2 separate regions of the Homo sapiens genome follow, and region 1 is linked to region 2. Evidence: read pairs that join two places in POLR2A ChIA-PET (ENCODE). Cell type or tissue: CD4-positive, alpha-beta T cell. All regions are shown on one strand. Links, peaks and the distances in the headings refer to the core of each region. The heading gives the core; the rest is flanking DNA. Region 1 overlaps LOC101927947 (a long non-coding RNA gene). Region 2 overlaps LOC101927947 (a long non-coding RNA gene).

Evidence for each region. ChIA-PET counts read pairs that join two places held together with the same protein. Peaks named below come from ENCODE experiments on the same cell type or tissue, not always from the same donor. Only the 100,000 strongest peaks of a DNase experiment are listed, where the experiment ranks them.
Region 1: POLR2A ChIA-PET joins it to region 2 with 7 read pairs; 2 of 35 experiments call an interaction of 5 or more read pairs at or near these places.

What each region holds. Positions count from the first base shown.
Region 1 is chr4:153,961,685-153,964,500 of GRCh38, reverse strand. The region is part of intron 7 of LOC101927947 (a long non-coding RNA gene); the gene reads right to left. Among named protein-coding and RNA genes, the nearest start is that of SFRP2, 170 kb to the right of the region's middle. In CD4-positive, alpha-beta T cell, for the core only: no CTCF peak of the experiment used is centred there; no DNase peak of the experiment used is centred there.
Region 2 is chr4:154,017,333-154,020,148 of GRCh38, reverse strand. All of the region lies in intron 8 of LOC101927947 (a long non-coding RNA gene), which reads right to left. Among named protein-coding and RNA genes, the nearest start is that of SFRP2, 230 kb to the right of the region's middle. In CD4-positive, alpha-beta T cell, for the core only: no CTCF peak of the experiment used is centred there; a DNase peak (open chromatin) is centred at 1,288.

The sequences.
Region 1 (2,816 bases), core at 179-2,678, 56 kb after region 2:
TCTGCTATGCAGCCTGCCTCCTCGGCCTCCTGATCCAGGGGTTTTATTGTGTGTGAAAACATAATACAAAAGGTAGTTATTTCACCCACAGATTAAACACAGAAGACGCCTCAATACCAAGCTTGCCAATCCATTGAAAACATTCAACGTTTCAAGTTCCTTTACACCCAGCTTCAGGAATATGTGCATGGCATCTCTTAAGCTTCTCCTCCACTGCGGGCTGCTTTGCTGCAAGACAGTCCACTTGCCTTTGGGTTAGGGGAGAAGGCAGTTTCACTTTGGGAAATATCCTAACAGATAAATTAAATTCAGAGATGAAACCTTTCTTCCCTGACTGCAGAGCACATTAGCAACAGAGTCAAGCCCAGATCTTGTCGCCCCAGGTTTGCTTCCTTGTAAGACTTGCTTCCACTCCAAAAGTCCTCTCGCCCTGCAGAAATCTTGCAAGAGTTCAATGCCAGAGCTTGGTCAACCACTATTATGGAGCTGACAGATTCTTGGCTCTTCCAAGTTTTTTTTTTTCTTTTTTTTTTCAAATGAATAAGTAGGTCTAATTAGGTTTATCATAGGAACAAAAGTTCTTCTGGAAAGTTAATTCTTTAAAATGGTTGAAATGAAAAATAATACTTCTTCCCCACCCTTCAGAGTCCTCTCTGATTTAAGCAGATGAAAACACTAGCATTTCTAAACCCGAGGCTCTATTTGGGATGTGGAATATAAAGTGCCTTTTCTAGCCATTGTGACAGGAAAGGAATGTACAGGTTTCTCAAAAGAAGATTGCAGGACCCATGCTGATCTAATTTATGTATCTTCCTGCCAGGAAAAAAAAGAAAAAAAACCCTCATGGATGTGGCACTTATTCAATGATTATTTGATATTTTAGATATTCAGGGCATATTTGGAAATATTTTTAAATTGAATTTTAAAACTTCTATAAAGAGAAAATACACTCTTTTCAAGTCTTAACTTCTGGACAGCCACACTGGAAAGTACTCCTCACATGCAGAAAGAGATTAATGATTAGAAGACAACACACGGAAATGTGACAATTATTAAGTCCGTGAACCGATTATAATGTTAGTCAAGTATGACTCATGGGATTGTATCTGGCTTTGGGTTTGGGTGTTAGCAATAATCATTTGGAATAGCTCCTTTAGCAAACCAGTCACCTCATTTTGCTCTTTCTTTACCTCAAAGGAGAGGAACAATGAAAGAGGAGCCTTGCCTGGAGTGCATGAGCACACTCAAGCCAATGTGTGATCAATGGAGAGGTGGGGGTGTAGGGCACTAACTGAGGCTCTGGACAAAGGGAAAAAGTCCTTCGTGTCAGAAATCTGCTTTGTGGGAGCTGGGTGGTTTTTAAAGGACTTTGTGCAGAGCTTCTCAAATGTGAATCCACTTAGGAGACACAATATTTTAAAAACTTCTATAACAAAATAAATTATTTATTAATAAGCAAGCATATTAGTGTTTCATCAGTTCTAGGGATGGGTTCTGTTTATCTCAATATCCCACTGCTGTATTAGCTTCCTAGGGCAGTAATTGCCACAAATGTGGTAGCTTAGAACCATAGAAATGTATGCCCTTACAGTTCCAGGGGCCAGAAGTGTGAAGTGAAAGCGTCAGCAGGGTTGGTTCCTTCTGGAGGCTCTGAGGGAGGACCTACTCCCTCCAGCATCTGGTGGCTGCCCATAGTTCTTGGTGCTTCTGAGCTTGTAAATGCATCACTCCAACCTCTGCTTTCTTCTTCTCATGGCCTTCCTCTCTGTGTCTCTCTGTGTCTCTTCCTTTTCTCTTATGAGGACACCCATCAGTGAATTTAGGGCCCTTCCTCATCCAGGATGACTTGATCTCTAGATCCTTGCCTTAATCACAATGGCAAAAACTCTTACTCCAAATAAGGTCACCTTCACAATTCTGGTTTCACATTCTTTTGCGGGGGGTGGGGAATATTTAACCCACTACAGAAGCAATGATGTCAGTCCCTGGAAACTCCTGAGGTTCATCGTCTTGGCTTCATGTCTAAGCTCTCTCCTTTTCTCTTTTCTTTTGTTTCACTTTCTACTTCCCTTCCCCTCTAACACACGCAACACAGAGTTTGTAACTTGATTACTCCTGCTCCATTGCAGTACTTGACAAACTAAAGTAAGATATACACACCAATAAAAATAAACACTTTCACAGACGCTGGTTGAATTTAACTATCTTAATTTCATTTCAATGTGCACAATGTAGAACTAGGTTTAAAGTTCTTAAGCATAAAGTTCTTATGCAATCATAAAACAAAAACAAATCTATGAACTAAACACAATGAAAGTATAAAACCAATAAAATTTTAATTTATTCATTCCAAAAGGTTTTTATTGAGTATCTATTATGTACCGGATACTGTCGAAAGTGCTAGAGGTACAGTGATAAATAAAACAGACAAAAGTAGCTAACCACATGGATTACACTTACACACTTCAGTATATTGATAATTCTGAAAGAACCAGGTAATATTAACATGCCCAAACCAAACACAATTCACAAGGGACTCTATGAAACTAACTGCTACTAACCAACGTCATTTGAGTTCAGCCTATCTATGCCACCGTTTACCACATAATAACCCAATTCTACAACCTTTTGTCTGTATTCCAGTAACTGCAAACATTTCCTCCATATAATGAACTATAATATCATGTGGTACAATCACATCATTTACATATTAAACCCACCCTTTCCTTTTCTCATTAAGCTTCAACATTTTAACAATAGATCACTCGGCCACACCATCCCATTTTCTTGCAAACCAAATCAACAAGTCCATATAT
Region 2 (2,816 bases), core at 301-2,800:
TTGCACTCCAGCCTGGGCAACAAGAGCAAAATTCCGCCTCAAAGAAAAAAAAATGTATTTGGGAAATGGCAGGATTAGTTGATGACTTTGCAGTGTAATGTTTGCACACCAAGGGAAAAGAAAAGAAACGCTTATTTATGTGTTGTAATGCACTGCTCTTGCCAAAATAAAATGAATCTCCATGCATGATATGACAGTTAAATAGGGAGTAAGTCTGCAGCAGGAAACCTGCAGCGAATGAGCTCTGTATCAAAGTCACTCCCATAGGTAAGTAAGTGGACACAGTTCTAATGTGCAGAAGAAGTCTCTGGGCTCCACCAGTGGGTTTCTCCATGACTTGTTTCTAGTGGGCTGCCCTGCACATAGTTAAGTGTCGATGGGTTGACAAACAGAGAGCACTGGATTTGAATCCTCTTCATAAAATGATCCTATCTCTTAGGGTGACCGAGATAATTAAACAATATAACATAGTGCCTGCTATATACTGGGAGCTCGACAAAGAGAAACTGCTATTATTATTATTAACTGCCAAGATACCTAACATTGTCTTATTGTAAATCACTTTGAATCCCTTGTGAAAGGAAGCAAACTAGAAAAACATTAGTATATTTCAGGAAGTGAAATTTACTAGCTATTTTTCAAGAACACTTGAAAATCTCTTGATACCCAAAATACTCCCTCACATTCCTGTTCCCTGGGCTACAAATCAGCCCCCCGCTCCAACAATTGATTACAGCTGATGTTCACTCTGACTTAAACTGATTACAATATTAGCAACTGACCTATTGACAATGATCTAGACCGTGATTCTTGTTTCTGCTCAACAAAAATAAGAGACTAATATGTTGTGAAAACATCAGAAAATCTTGTATTGCATGGCCTAAGGCCAAACTAATATTACATTTTAGCTATGCACATTCTCTTTGATCAGTAGATTAACCCCCAAATTAAGTGATTCCTATAGGTGCTAAATTTTAAGTAAGATAATGTAATTTTGTGAAACAGCTGTTTGAATTATGGCACAAATACTGTTTAAGTGTGACTGGTTTTAGAGGCAACATCTGCAAGAATGGGTCATGTGTCCATGTGTGACATTGCCTGGTGAATGCCTGTTCACCTTTGCCAAAACAGCACCCAGCTAGCACTGTAGATAAACACCCCTCACGTCCTCTCTGGAGAGTGTACAGCTTCTGTGGTTGCTATTGCAACCCCCTGCCATGATTTCTGTGCCTCCCCTGCCCAGGCAAGTTAGACCCAACACTTCTCAAAACCCCACAGACCACCAGAGGGTGCCCATCGCCTCCTCTCTGCCATCTGTGTTCGACACCCTGCCTGGAGTTAGGGTGTCCCTCCCCTTTCCCTCCCCTGAGCTAGGGGCCTTCTTCCTCGCTGCTGGGACTGAGAATGACCAAACCTGTCAAGGATGCTTCCTTTTGTTTTACTTATTTTTATTTTGGGAACATTTGACAAACAGTGAAAACAGACTGAGGATAATAGAATTGCAACAAAATTAAATACCTATGATTTGAGGAAATGAATCTGCACTCTGTCTATAATTGCTAAGCAGACAGAGACAAGAATAGCCAGTATGGTCATGTAGAACACAAGTATGGAATAATAATTGAGTTTCCCAAGTGTTTGGTGATATCAAGTTTAACCAAGTTTAATCTTATGAATGTTTTTTGTCACTTTTTTACTTTGAAATGATGTCAAACATACAGAGAGGTTACAAAAATGGTACAAGGTCTACCCAGTATACCCTTTACTCCAGGAGTTATCAGTTGTTTATTTTATCCTATTTTGTCCTATTTCCATTGTCATTTTCTCTCTCTCTCTTCATATATAAATATATATATATAATCTCTCCATATATAAACATACATAGTGATGTGCATGTATACATAACTCTATGTGCATGTATGCACAGCTCTATGTATGTTTACATGTGTATACATGTGCATGTATACATATCTCTATGTATGTTTATATATGTATATAGACATATGTGTGTATATATTATTTTTTGAACCACTTGAGAGCAACTTGTAGTTATCATGTGCCTTTACCCCTTAATACTTTTGTGTGTATATCTTAGAAACCAAGGACATTTCCTTATATAACTGCAACATAATTTTAAAAATCAGGATATTTAATTTTGTTGCAAATCTATTATCAAATCTACAGTCCATTTTCAATGTTTGTCAGAAGTCCCCAAAATATACTGTAGAGCCAATTGTTTTCCAGTCCAGGATTCCATCCAGGAAGACACATTGCATTTGGTGGTCATGCCTCCTTAGTCTCCTTCAATCAGAAACATTTCCTTAGCCTTTGCTTTTGTTGACTTTTTCAATCTGGAAGATTACAGGCCAGTTACTTTATAGATGTTCCTCAATTTGGCCTTGATGGCTGTTTCTTCATGATTAGATTCAGATTATGCATTTTTTTGGCAGAAATGTCACAGAGTGATACCATGCCCTTCATATCAGGAGACACATGCTACCAGTTTGCTTCATTTTGAGTGATAATTGACTTTTATCACTTGGATAAGGTGCTATTTACCAGATTTCTCCACTGTAATTATTTTTCCCTGTGTAATTAATAAGTAATTTGAAAGGAGACACTGAGATCACGAATGCATCTTGTTTCTCATCAAACTTTCACTCACTTGTTTTAGCAACCATTGTTGATTTTCTAAGTCCATCATTCCTTCTATAGTTACGGCATGTTATTCTATTTTATTATTTTTATTATTACAGATTCTATAATTATTATTAGCATTTTATTTTCATTTATGTATATCTGTTTTTTGGCGATTT